Linked DNA regions of Homo sapiens: region 2 is linked to region 1. A link is an interaction called in ENCODE POLR2A ChIA-PET data of the cell type or tissue named here. Cell type or tissue: Caco-2. All regions are shown on one strand. Links, peaks and the distances in the headings refer to the core of each region. The heading gives the core; the rest is flanking DNA. Region 1 overlaps LOC105369165 (a long non-coding RNA gene). Region 2 has its middle 260 kb from the start of CHAC2.

Region 1 (7,469 bases), core at 1,693-6,692:
AAAATTGATAAAATTCTCCTTCGGAACAACATGAATGAATCTAGAGGGCATGCTGAGTGAAACAGGCTAGATAGAGAAAGACAAATACCACACAATCTCACTTAGATTAGAAATTTTAAAAATGAACTAATTTCTTCAGTTTTTACATTTACTGTTTTCTTAGTTCTTTAGATGGATGCTTAGCTATTAACTTTCAACTTTTTAGTGTTCTATTATAAACATTTTAGTCTATAATTGTTAAAACTGTCAAAACCTACTTCAACTATATTCTATGCAATATTTTCATGTTTCATTCCATTAAAAATTTTTAAATTTCTATTATAATTTCTTCTTAAGTTCATTTATTGATTAGATGTATTCTTGATTTTTTTTTTTGATGGGGGAGTTGCTGCTTTGAAACCTCATTACATTGTATCTATCTGTGAGTAGTTTTAAAATTTATTCCTCCTATCACACAAGTTTAAATTTTGTTTTTTAAACAAACAAGTTTTAGAAACATCATCTCATCTCATTCAAAAACTTTGATTAGATGTTTGTTATATCTTTTTACTCCATCCTCCATGTCTTTTAATCTCCCATATTTTTCATCTTCTTGTTTTTCTTTTCTGAATACTGGATAATTTCTTTAAATAAGTCTTCCAGTTTTTTCATTCTCTGAATTTTTCTTCATTCTTATGTCTCTATGTTCATTGACATACATTTTCAATTACAACTTTTATTTTGAGATATTCTTTTTGGTTCTTTTCAAACCTGCTGGCAATCTTACATACTCTTACTGCTCACTCTTATTTTCTGGTCCCTATTTTATTTCTTGGAACATATTAAACATACTAGCTATTTTGTAAAATATCTAATATCTGAGTCTTTATAGTTTTATTTGTTTATGTTGGCTTTTTTTTTCCTCATGGTGTCTTATTTACTTTTGACTTTTGTGAATATTCACTGTGTTTATATTACTGGAAAATTTATCATTTGAAATCCTTTGATACGTGGGTCAAAAGTTGGTCCTCTAGAATGTATTTCCTACTGCTTTCAACAAGCACCTGAGGGTATTAAGCACCTAGGATTAGTTTGAGCTAAATTATGGAATTGAAGGTTTTTGCTACCTGCTGTAACGAGAGTTAGCTGTAGACATGCATTTTCAGGGGAAATATATTTTGTAACCCAGTGCTAAGATTTTATACAGGCAATTTTCCATGCTTCCCCCTTGAAAGGGAGATGCAGGTTTATTTCTGATCATCTTTACACTAAGGAGTATTTGGGATACCAATTGAATGTGGGGATCTTCTGTTTAGACTCTTTTGGCAAATTCCTAAGATATGTCTCCTTTTCCACTACCATCTTTCCAACCCCATCCATTGAAAATAAAAGCTCAACATCAACAAAAATTGGCTAAAGGCTCTAAGGCAAAAGTAAGCGTCAGTGCTGTGTTTACTTATTTGGATTCTCTTTTCACTAAGATTTTGGCCTCAGACAAGTCTTTTTATCCATGTTGAGCAATAAATGTACTTTAAAGAATGCTTAGTCAAGTCAAATTGTCCCTGTGCGCAGATGACATGATTGTATATCTAGAAAACCCCATTGTCTCAGCCCAAAATCTCCTTAAGCTGATAAGCAACTTCAGCAAAGTCTCAGGATACAAAATCATTGTACAAAAATCACAAGCATTCTTATACACCAATAACAGACAAACAGAGAGCCAAATCATGAGTGAACTCCCATTCACAATTGCTTCAAAGAGAATAAAATGCCTAGGAATCCAACTTACAAGGGACGTGAAGGACCTCTTCAAGGAGAACTACAAACCACTGCTCAATGAAACAAAAGAGGATACAAAGAAATGGAAGAACATTCCATGCTCATGGGTAGGAAGAATCAATATCGTGAAAATGGCCATACTGCCCAAAGTAATTTATAGATACAATGCCATCCCCATCAAGCTACCAATGCCTTTCTTCACAGAATTGGAAAAAACTACTTTAAAGTTCATATGGAACCAAAAAAGAGCTCGCATCGCCAAGTCAGTCCTAAGCCAAAAGAACAAAGCTGGAGGCATCACTCTACCTGACTTCAAACTATACTATAAGGCTACAGTAACCAAAACAGCATGGTACTGGTACCAAAACAGAGATATAGATCAATGGAACAGAACAGAGCCCTCAGAAATAATGCCGCATATCCACAACTATCTGATCTTTGACAAACCTGAGAAAGACAAGCAATGGGGAAAGGATTCCCTAGTTAATAAATGGTGATAGGAAAACTGGCTAGCCATATGTAGAAAGCTGAAACTGGATCCCTTCCTTACACCTTATACAAAAATCAATTCAAGATGGATTAAAGACTTAAACGTTAGACCTAAAACCATAAAAACCCTAGAAGAAAACCTAGGCATTACCATTCAGGACATAGGCACGGGCAAGGACTTCATGTCTAAAACACCAAAAGCAATGGCAACAAAAGACAAAATTGACAAATGAGATCTAATTAAACTAAAGAGCTTCTGCACAGCAAAACAAACTACCATCAGAGTGAACGGGCAACCTACAAAATGGGAGAAAATTTTCGCAACCTACTCATCTGACAAAGGGCTAATAACCAGAATCTACAATGAACTCAAACCAATTTACAAGAAAACAAATGACCCCATCAAAAAATGGGCAAAGGACATGAACACACACTTCTCAAAAGAAGACATTTATGCAGCCAAAAAACACATGAAAAAATGCTCACCATCACTGGCCATCAGAGAAATGCAAATCAAAACCACAATGAGATACCATCTCACACCAGTCAGAATGGCAATCATTAAAAAGTCAGGAAACAACAGGCGCTGGAGAGGATGTGGAGAAATAGGATCACTTTTACGCTGTTGGTGGGACTGGAAACTAGTTCAACCATTGTGGAAGTCAGTGTGGCCATTCCTCAGGGATCTAGAACTAGAAATACCATTTGACCCAGCCATCCCATTACTGGGTATATACCCAAAGGACTATAAATCATGCTGCTATAAAGACACATGCACACGTATGTTTATTGTGGCACTATTCACAATAGCAAAGACTTGGAACCAACCCAAATGTCCAACAAGGATAGACTGGGTTAAGAAAATGTGGCACATATACACCATGGAATACTATGCAGCCATAAAAATGATGAGTTCATGTCCTTTGTAGGGACATGGATGAAATTGGAAATCATCATTCTCAGTAAAGTATTGCAAGGACAAAAAACCAAACACCACATGTTCTCACTCATAGGTGGGAATTGAACGATGAGAACACATGGACACAGGAAGGGGAACATCACACTCTGGGGACTGTTGTGGGGTGGGGGAAGGAGGGAGGGATAGCATTAGGAGATATGCCTAATGCTAAATGACAAGCTAATGGGTGCAGCACACCAGCATGGCACATGTATACATATGTAATGAACCTGCACCTTGTGCACATGTACCCTAAAACTTTAAGTATAATAATAATAAAATAAAAAATAGAAAAAAAAAGATATTTTATGTAAGACATTTGAAGTTCTCAGGGTGAACATTGTCAGAATGTCTAGCCATAAGTATATCCATTAGTGGAACACACCTTTTAAATTGTAGGTAGCTGATGGAATTTTTTTGGTTTGATAAAGTTGGCATTGTCAGAGTTCCCATTTTCTTTCATGCATTAACATATGATTAAGATGTTATTCATCAGAAAGACTATAACAGCTACCTCCTTTCCCTTCCATGTAGTTTCTGACTATTGAAATATCAAACTGATTTGGGAGGCCGAGGTGGATGGATCATCTGAGCTCAGGAGTTCAAGACCAGCCTGATGAATATGGTGAAACCTCGTCTCTACTAAACAAATACAAAAATTACCCGGTCATGGTGGCATGCACCTATAGTCCCAGCTACTCGGGAGGCTGAGACAAGAGAGTTGATTGAACCCAGGAGGCGGAGGTTGCAGTGAGCTGAAATTGCGCCACTGCACTCTAGCCTGGGTGACAGAACGAGACTCCATCTCAAAAAGAAAAAAAAAAAAAAAAAAAAAAAAAGGAAGAAAGAAATACCAAACTGAGACTAGAAATAAGCAAGAGAAGCAGCATTACAACAGGTACAGAAGTTACCTTATACTGAAAGTGGGCAAGAAATAAAACTGACATGGAGCTATTGTTGATTGAGTATTTATGTAAGAAAAAAGTATCTAATTAAGCGAAGTTATTATCCTTCAGATATTCTAATACTACTTTTCTGCTAGATAAAAATGTTCCCGGTGGTCAGCTTTAATCAAAGATTAAAATTAAAAAAACCCTAAAATAAAGAAGAGTTGATCAGGTCTTGTTCTAGCAATCTGTCATCTGTGTAGATGTTACATGTGTAGCGTGATTTGGGATGGGGAGCAGTGGGAAGAACTGTAGAGAATTTTTATTGTATAGATGAACCAGTATGCCACAGTCTCCTACTGGAAAATTAAAGGCACTCAACTCGGACATTTGAACCTGTGGAATTCCATAGAAAGCATTCAAAGCACGATTATGCCATTATTACTGACACCGTAGAGGCCCAAGAAAACTAACAGAAAAAAGAACTGTACCTCTTTAGAATAACAAATTAAATATGTATAAAATATCTTCCACCCTACCTTTACTCCTCTGCAAATCTGGCTCAGGGGATATTTGGAAATATAGATTTGACAAGTGAAACATAAATAACCTATTTAATTTCTTGGTAGCTGAATATATTTTTGTTTTTAACCTGGAGAGATGGCAAAAAAGGAAAGCAACTATTTAAGTACCCTGTGGGTACCCTGCTCAGGAAAATGACAAAACAAAATAAATGGCCATTTTCATGTTGCTCCCTAGTGCAGGCAGAAAGGAATGGTGTTATTTCTTGAGTCTGACATAAATACTGGATTTCCTGATTGCTGGAGTATGTGTGATTATTTCAGATATTATGTTTTTATTCCAATGATTTTAGGGAAATTAAAGGAAAATTACTATAACATGTACAAAATCAGTGTTTCAAATAAGTGACTTAGGTTAAAAAAAGAGATATACAATATATTGGGGAAATTAAAATCATAATAATCACAGATTTTTAAAAAGTAGTATCACATAGAACTTTCAAATGTACTCAATTTTTCTTCTTTTAAAAATAGCAAATATCTGAATCAGTTATATTGTTAATAGCTAATAACATGACATTTCATTACGTTACAATTCCCTGTAAAATAGAATATATTTGCGGACAGCAATAATAGAAAATATAATAGTCAATGTATTATAAGGTGATTTCCTTTCTATAGAAATTTCATGGCATGAATTACATTGTAGCATAGTTTATGTTTTTCTTGGTTGGAGGATTTTGAACTTGGCTATTGCTAAGATATTAAAGACTTCAGTAATGATAGGAGTTATTAAGCTCAAAGAAAATGCTAGGTCTACTATTTTCAGAAGAAAATTTTTTTTCTGGTTTATTTGATTTGCCTACACAAATGTTGGCGAAATCTAATTCATCAGTGCATAACTCTTATGATTCACACGCAAAATATAACTTGAAGCCAAATAACAAAGGGTAGAAGAGAACACTAAACAGAGAATCTAAAAACTTGATTTTTGCTTGTGGTTCTGCAACTAACTAGCTGTGCAGTCTCCGTGTTTTCAGAATTTCTCTGCAGCTGAACTTTTTAACCTATGAATCCAGGAGACTGGATCAAAGGCCTTACTCAGTCTAAACTTTATAAAGATTAATAAGTGTATTATTAGGTGGATAATTTAGGTGCAAAAGACAGAAACCCAACTCAATGTGTGTGTGTGTGTGTGTGTGTGTGTGTGTGTGTGTGTGTGTGTTTTCTGTAAAGGGAATTTACTGCTTAACTTGGCTGAAGATCTGGAGGTAGACCAGCTCCAGGAGTGGTTGGGTCCAAGGGTTTGACTGATGACCTCAATCCTCAACTTTTCTTTGTCCATCTCTTGTGTTGATAATGCTTTCCTTTTCTTCTTTTTCAGATCGGCTGGTCTCATTCAGTAATTATGAATTATTTATTTATAATTCCAGACTTACTTATTCTGCATTTAACAGTGCCAGAGAAAGATAACATCTCCTTTCTAATAATTCCAACAAAACCCTTTACCTCACTTGGGTCATGTGCCTATCCCTGTTCTGTGGACTTGGATGCAGAATTCTCTAATTGGTCAGTCATGGGTTATGTCTCTATCCTTAAAAGTTGAAAGGAGGGGCTGGTGCAGTAACTGAAGCCTGTAATCCCAGCACTTTGGAAGGCTGAAGTGGGCAGATCATTTGAGATCAGGAGTTAGAGACCACCCTGGCCAAGGTGGCAAAACCCCATCTCTACTAAAATACAAAAATTAGCCAGATGTGGTGGTGTACATCTGTAATCCCAGCTACTTGGGAGGCTGAGGCAGGAGAATCACATGAACATGGGAGGCGGAGGTTGAAGTGAGCAAAGATTGTGCCACTGCACTCCAGCTGGGGCAATAGAACGTGACCCTGTCTCAAAAAAGGAAAAAGAAAGGAGGGAAATTCCCCTCCTCTCCAAACCATGTGAACAGATGAATAGGATGGTAAGGATCCCATAAAAGAAAAGAAAATTAAGGTTTTGCTATCTGAAATGGTGCAAACAAAAACAAAAACAAAACACATGCACATACACATACACAAAAACAATACACACACACAGAAAGCAAGAGAGAGAGAGAGAACATATTGGGCTGGCAAAACTAACAAATAATCAGCACAGGAATCTTCCCTGTTTAATAGAAAAATTAGTCATATGAATTTCTTTTGATTTTCTTGATATTTAAAATGTATTTGCAATGTTTTTGTAACAAAACATCATTTAAAAACCAGCAAATAAGTATAGAAGAAATGACATACTTAAAAACCAGCATTTTGCAACCTTCAATGTCATAATTTATTCAAAGAGAATTGTCAGCTTAAGCTAAAAGAAATTTAACAAGTAAATATCATGTGGAATTTTAATTGGATCTTGGACTTAAAAAAACTCCTTAAAATCCCTTTTGGAATAACGGTGAAATTTAATATGGACTATGCATTAATTATATTAGTAAATTTTGTTTGATAATAATATTGTGGGCACGTGTCTCTAGTCTTAGGATATCTATGCTGAAGCATTTGGGGGCAGTGGTGGTATCTGCTGTTTACTTGGAATGTTTCAGCAAAATAATAAACACATATTTTCATGTGTGTGTATGTACACATATTTGTGTCTATATCTATATCTTTCCATTGAAGAGATAAAAAAAATCCTAACTAGTATTGTATTTTCTTAAACAACAATTTGGAATTGATTATGTAATTTCCTCAATGTCCTCAATAAATGCACGCATCAGCCTTTGGGATGCTATTATTAATCCCACCACTCCAACCTTTGTGTCCTTTTCCATTCCTCCACTTTATGTTTTTCCCTCATCCAGAGAAAAATAAATGGTGCTGAGAC
Region 2 (7,469 bases), core at 834-5,833, 520 kb before region 1:
AGGAGAATGGCGTGAACCCGGGAGGCGGAGCTTGCAGTGAGCCGAGATCACGCCACTGCACTCCAGCCAGGGCTACAGAGCAAGACTCCATCTCAAATAAAAAAAAAAAAAAAAAGGGGGGGGCTGTATTACAAGAAATTAATCCTAATGAATGAACCAAACATTTGCTACCTTTGTTGGGAGTAGGGTGGGAGCGTGGCTTCTTGGGTATGGGGATATTCTTTAGAGCAGCCCATTTTAGGATCTTTGGTGATGTGGTTTGGCTCTGTGTCCTCACCTAAATGTCATCTCGAGTTGTAATCCCCCCGAGTCGAGGGAGGAAAGTGATTGGATTATGGGGGTGGTTTCCCCCATGCTATTCTCGTGATAGTGAGTCTCACTAGATCTGATGGGTTTAAAAGTGGCAGTTTTTCCTGTACTCACATTTATTCTCTTTCCTGCCTCCTTGTGAAGAAGGTGCCTGCTTCCCTTTCTGCCATGATTGTAAGTTTCCTGAGGCCTTCCTGGAGCTTCCTGTTAAGCGTGTGGAACTGAGTCAGTTAAACCTCTTTCCTTTCTAATGACCCAGTCTCACCACAGGGGAGTCTCAGTGAGCAGTGGCTTGCTGAAATGAGGAAGAGACTTTCCCACTGTTCTCATTTTACTTTGGAGGCTTCTAATTAGAAAGGACTGGGAATATTGTTTCTGGAATTTTTTAAAAAGCCACATATTTAGTTCATGGTAAATGGGAAAAGTGAAATTAATAGAATCCCGAGATAAGAAAGTGAGACTTAGAATATTAACCTTCTTGTTTTAATTCCATGTTTCTTAACAGTGATATTTAAGAATTAACTTCTTTATTTTGTTTTTATTAATGCAGAAATTTTTTTTTCTGCCCTTCGGAAAACCTACTGGCCTATTTGCAAAGAAAAGTACTTACTGACACTAGCTCTAAATACGCCCTGGTCGAAATGTAATAAGGAGGCATATTCCTGTTTGTGGTTCAGGACTTAATACATGAGGCAAATTCCTTTATCATCCATGGGGGATTGAAGTGTATTTATTTTTGAGACAGTCTCATTCTGTCACCCAAGCTGGAGTGCAGTGGTGCAATCTTGGCTCACTGCAACCTCCACCTCCTGGGTTCGAGCTTCTTATGTCTCAGCCTCCCAAGTAGCTGGGACTACAGGCACATGCTACCACGCCTGGCTAATTTTTGTATTTTTAGTAGAGACAGGGTTTCACCATGTTGGCCAGGCTGGTCTTGAACTCCTGGCCTCAAGTGATCTGCCTGCCTCGGCCTCCCAAAGTGTTGGGATTCCAGGCATGAGCCACCATGCCTGGCCTGAAGTGTAAATTTGTTTAAAACTACAGTAGCAAAAGAGTCCGATGCCTTTTCCATGGTCAGCCCTGCTTTATAATTAGGGATGCTGTGCATTAGTTACATTACATTTTCAGTAAGTGGGACTGAATTTTAGAGAACTGATAGAAGCTATCAGAAGGTATTTGAAGCTGTGATTCAGTAAAATGCCTGCACATAGAGGAATTACAAATGTGGCTAGAACCAAGTCCTGGTGACTTGAGAATATTATAACATGTTTTACTGTAAATGTTGATGTCAGTGTGTTACAGTGTCTGTAATTCACTTTACATACTTTAGTGTAGATTGGATAACAGTAAGAATGTGTGTGAGTTTAAGCTGTATGTTTGGGGGAAACCAGTGGCCCTAATCAGAAGTTCATGCTCCAGGAGTGTCCGGCTAACAATTAATCAGAAAAAGCCATACTCCAGATGGGGCTACTGGGGACTTCTGCTATACTTATTTTTGATCAACCCTAGAGGATTTGCTGATTAGAATAATAGATGTTAGGAATGAGGTATAACAGGTGAAATTAGTGACTTGTTTATTAGCCTAATTGACGTATGTAAAGGGCTCTTTTTGGTGAAATTAGTGTTATTAAAGAAGTATGAATCAGTTAAAATTCTTTAAAGATACTCTGTACCCTTTTACAAATAAGGTATAACAATCTAGCGAGCCCTCTAGGGAGATCTCATTATCTGATGCCTCATCACCTGTGACCAGAGACAGTGTGGGAAGCCTGAAGGACATGCTGGACCCAGATCACACATTCTAACTCATCTGTCAAGATGCCAAGGCCCCAGGACTTGGAAGAGTAACCATTTTAGCATTTGGACAAAAAGCCAATAGAAAGAGGTCTGGGCTGAGAGCTTTGTCGTGACTTACTCATGCCCCGGCCACACAGGAGCAGTTATTAGAATCAGGTCATTCCAGCTCTGCTACTAACCAACTTCACAACTTTAGGCAAGTCACTCAGCCACTCCTGCACTCAGTTTCCTCATCTATCAGAGAACCTCTGCCTCAAAAGATTGCAGTAAGGAAAGAAAGCAGATTTTTGTAAATGTGGAAAAAAAAACCTTTTTAAAAGTAAAACTATGCTGTGTAATGATCAGGAATTATTTCCATTGCCTTATGATGTTTATGGTTGCAGTTTTTAACAATAACAATAAATGCGATTGAGACAAGGTGGGATGATTAGGTGATCTGTGTAGCAAGCATTGCTGGTTGGCCAACCAAATGTCCATTCCCGGTCCCTTCTTTTACTAGAATGTACAAGATTGCAGTCTTTTTCAATAAGGGATAGGATAGTTAATATTTTATGCTGTGCCAGTCAAATGGTCTCTTTTCCAATTACTCAATTCTGCCTTGTCCCATGAAAGCAGCCATGGACAATATGTACAGGCAGGGCTGGTCTTTGGTTCATGGATAGAAGTTTGTCAACCCCTGCAGATAAGTGTTTCATTCATAACAGGTGAATCTTTCAAGCCACATTGGATTACCTAAAATGATGAACCCACGGGATGTCAGTGAGCAGATAGAGCAGAGTGTGTGGAAGATTTTGTGATTACTTGATGATAAATGTTAGTATGCGTGTGGCCAAATTTATCGAGAGACTTGCTTCCATCATATGTTTGTAACAGAAAATAAGCCTCATATATCTGAAAAATGTTGGTGAATACTTACCTAACGACTTCATGGTTGTATGTACTGAATTGATGTAGGCCATGACCTTGAACACCTTGGTCACGATCAGGATGCTTCTCTTAGATGGCGGCCCCACTCCTGCAGTGATTCATGATTATGCTGGTACATGGTAGGTGCTAAATGCAGATTTGCTGAATTAATGAATGGCTTGACCTTTTTCCCTTGGCAATTCAGTTTGAGGTGGTTGTATGGCAGATGCACCTGACAGCAATAATTTAACTTAAGGTCATGGCCTACGCCAATTCAGTATATAACTTAAGCCTACGCTGAGAATGACCCTTTATGGCAGACACACTGGAATGTGTGTTTAGAGTTTTGAGCTGAGGAATCCAGGAGTGGCTAACCCAGAGGGTCATTCTTTACTGATGAGGAACGCCTAAGCCTTTGGACAGTCCTGTGGAATGTGGGCTGTACAGGGGATTGAGGCCTTTTGTTTTTGGGTAAATGAAAATTGCCAGGTGGAGGTTGTTAGGGGAGGGTGTTAAGTAAAAATGCTATATAATCTGCATGTTTTCTGCAGAATGGCAGTTCTCCTGTCCAGCCTACCACCTCTGGGCCATTCCCATATGTAAGTTTCCCTCAATAAACCCCATGCCTTGTTTGCTGGCTCTTGGTCTCCTATTTGTCCTTTTGAAACTGGTGCCATCCCTATTGAAGTTAGTAGGGGTCCAGCACAACCATGGGCTGTTTCCTGGGGTCCTGATGTACTTAGTATTTAACCATCCGTGTGAGCATGAGAATTAGGTAAACATATGGATTAAAATTGTGCACACTTACAGTATTGACTTAGATATGTTCACTCATAAACATCATCTGATGGTTAAAGTCCTGCTTAATATCAGGTTGCATGGAGTAGGACAATGAGCTTTGTACACAAAACAAAAAAACGAACTTTGTAAACAGGCTATTTTTATGCCTCATATGTCTTAATTTGGTCAACATGATTTGGAGATGAAATTTTAATTTTTGAAATGAGTGAATCCTCATTGTGCATAATCTAGAGATAATTGAGGTAATTGCTGACTATAACTGGGAGAATGGGGGTGGCACCTTCTTTTTTTCTTATTTAGCTTTTTTCTCTCTTCCTCTATAGCTGCCTCCCATTGCAATGAGACTTTTCTTGTTTTAATATGTCTCATAATTTGCAAACTGAGCAAATCTTTATTAAGCAACTCTCATGTGCATATCACTGTGCTAGTTGCCCCAAAGGCACAAAGATTAAAAAAGGTAGTCCTCGATCTTAAGGTCAAGTGGAAAAAAGGAGGTAACACTTTTTCCACTGGGGGGAAAAAGCTTAGAAGGCTTCATTTAATCTGGACCTTCAAGGACAGGTAGGGTTTTGACGGATGGTAAGGGCTTGCTGGTAGAGAGAACTGGGTGGGAAGACTTAGAGTTGGGAAAGTGTTTGCATGCAGGTAAATAGTCCAAAGTCAGGCCTGGAGATGGGGGTTCTTTTTCATGTATATCTTGGGAACCTGGGGGTTGTGAGGGAGGATAAGAAAGCTTGGCAGGGAGAATACTATTGTGCTAAAGGAAGTGTTTGATGCAGCTTGAGCTTTAACATCTGCTGGTCTATTCTAAGTGGACAAGAGCCAGGATATGCACGGTTCTGAGTGGTTATCCAGAGTGAAGAGAAAGCTGTACCTGTAAAGGTGGCCCTCTCTAGAATTGAGGGGCTTGAGAGAGCCTGAGGAGACAGTGAGCTGGGACGCTGGTAGGCTGCTGGGACTTGGTCTCTGTTCCCTGCCTCCCTCCCATTCCTCACCATCTGAGGCTGATGAGGCGTAGCCAGCTTCCTTGGCAATGTTTTTTTTTTGTTTGTTTGTTTGTTTTTTTTCTGGCTGCATAAGAATTGTCTGGGGTTCTTTTAAAAACTCGAGACTGCTCAGGTCCACTCTAAATCTAAATCAGTGAACGTCTGAAGTCCACTGAGTTTAGGTGTATGCAATTTAATCCTTTGCTGAGTTTGAGTGTATGCAGCTTAATCCTTGCAATGATATTGCGGCAGAGCTACATTACATGACTTCAGGGGGCTCAAAATAAGTAAGTGGTCTGAGAAAATGGCAAAGCCAAGGCCTAGCACTAAGATAATTAGCTCCCAGGCCCCTGCTTTTTCTATTACACCAGTGCTGTCTCAACAACAAGACCGGCTCTCCTCAAAGCCAACTGTAAATGTTTTCAAATCATGGCATGTTCTGGCCTTGTTTTGTATGAAGACATTAGTCCCTGGGGAATATTTCAAAGCAAAGTCTTCTTTTCAGCATGCGTAGTTGGGCACTTGTCATTTAAGTTTCAAGAGAGAGGAGAGGGTATATATATCAAGTATTCCCTGGCTTCTGTTAAAATTACCTTGGGTTTTGGAAGATTTTGTTCATGTTTTAAACCTTTTGTTCCTGAGGTGCTATTCTGGATGGTCAGGTGATGAGCAGGTTTCAAAAGAAAGAATGATACATTTCAAGTTGTCTGCTTAATGATGTTCAAAAGAAGCCGGTGTAGGTGATTGGAGTGTGAACCCATGGGCAGGGTATGTTTTAATTTCCATTTAAAGTGGGGCGCAAGCCTGTGGGGAGCCAGCCTGACCTCATTTAACTGGCAAAAGGTAGATATGTGCATAGCTAATAAGAAAGCATTTTATATTTGTAAAAGGCTTTATGCTTTGAAAGTTCTTTGACACATTTTATTATACTTTTGATTCCTCTAATAGTCCCAAGAGGAGGTCAGTATTATTATAACCTCTTTGGCTATATGGAAAATGAGATGTAAAAAAATGTAGCAGTGTGCCCAATGTCACCTATAATCCCACAATCACATTGGCACAATTACAGTTCTAGAGATCATGTCTGATGCTGTTTCTGTTACAGTAAAAGCAACCACGAGACAGGGTACACTCTCCCCTTTTAAATTAAAGTGAGATCACTGTATTACTAGGTATCACTTCTGACTGTGTGGATTCATTGATCAATCAGGCAAAAAACTTCATTCCTTTGGACTCTAAAATCCTCTTTTGAATAAATGAGGATGACAAAGGAGCCCTAAGTCTCCTTGATATCTTAAAATTGTGTTTTTCTTCTAGTGGTTTACTTTCCGTGGAACATTACATGCTTCCTTACCCCACTTCCAGGGAAGGTCAAGTGTATTTTAGCCTGCTTCCCAGGATTGGATTGGATATTTTGGATTTCGTAAGCATGTCTAAAAACCCTTAAGACTGCTTTTTTTTACCCCAAGAATTGAAGTGGGGGAGGTAGGGAATCAACTCAGCTAATGAGGTCCATCTTTTCCCTTAATGTGCATAAAGTATAGCTATGCTATGATATCATTAAAAATTCTTTCAGAGCTATTTGGTAGAGATACTTGTAGAAAAAAATAGAAAGATGGAAGGAAGACAGAAGAAAAACCCAGCCTGTTCTGGCAGAAGGCTGTTCTGATAATTCTAAAATGCAAAACATAGGTGTTGGAAAAGAAAAGGCATCAACAGGGTGAAGAAGCAGAGAGCATTAGTTAAGAGGCCTTTAGAATCCATAATGCCAGCCTCCTCATTTTATAGATATGGAGCTTATGCTTGAGAGAGGTACATACCTTACCCAAAGTCATATGGCAGGCAATGGCAACGCCAGGCTGGAAAGAAGGGTGCCAATTTTTGAATGTCTATTTTGTCAGGGGCTTTAAAAATCCCCCAATTTCTATGAGTTCATGTCCTTTGTAGGGACATGGATGAAGCTGGAAATCATCATTCTCAGCAAACTATCGCAAGGACAAAAAACCAAACACCCCATGTTCTCACTTATAGGTGGGAATTGAACAATGAGGACACATGGACACAGGAAGGGGAACATCACACACCGGGGCCTGTTGTGGTGTCGGGGGAGGGGGGAGGGATAGCTTTAGGAGATATACCTAATGTAAATGAGAAGTTAATGGGTGCAGCACACCAACATGGCACATGTATACATATGTAACAAACCTGCACGTTGTGCACATGTACCCTAAAACTTAAAGTATAATAATAATAAAAAAAAAACTCCCGATTTCATGGGTTGAAGTATGTTTCTCTCAGTTTCCCATTTTCCCAGTCCCAATTCATATGTTGACATCCTTACCCCAGTACCTTGGAATATGACTTTATTTGGAGATAGTCTTCATGAGGTTAAGAGGTAAGTCAAGTTAAAAAGAGGTCATTGGGTGGACTCTAATCCAATGTGACTGGTGTCCTTATAAAATGGGGAGATTTAGATACCCATGAGCTTACAGAAACAACACCATGTGGGCTGGGTGCAGTGGCTCACGTCTGTAATCCCAGCACTTTGAGAGGCCGAGGTGGGTGGATCACGAGGTCAGGAGTTTAAGACCAGCCTGGCCAACATGGTGAAACCCCATCTCTACCAAAAATATAAAAATTAGCTGGACATGGTGGCACGCATCTGTAGTC

What was found. ChIA-PET counts read pairs that join two places held together with the same protein. Peaks named below come from ENCODE experiments on the same cell type or tissue, not always from the same donor. Only the 100,000 strongest peaks of a DNase experiment are listed, where the experiment ranks them.
Region 2: POLR2A ChIA-PET joins it to region 1 with 9 read pairs; 2 of 35 experiments call an interaction of 5 or more read pairs at or near these places.

Annotation. Positions count from the first base shown.
Region 1 is chr2:52,983,687-52,991,155 of GRCh38, reverse strand. The region is part of intron 1 of LOC105369165 (a long non-coding RNA gene); the gene reads left to right. Among named protein-coding and RNA genes, the nearest start is that of MIR4431, 280 kb to the right of the region's middle. In Caco-2, for the core only: no CTCF peak of the experiment used is centred there; no DNase peak of the experiment used is centred there.
Region 2 is chr2:53,501,951-53,509,419 of GRCh38, reverse strand. No RefSeq gene overlaps it. Among named protein-coding and RNA genes, the nearest start is that of CHAC2, 260 kb to the left of the region's middle. In Caco-2, for the core only: no CTCF peak of the experiment used is centred there; a DNase peak (open chromatin) is centred at 3,389.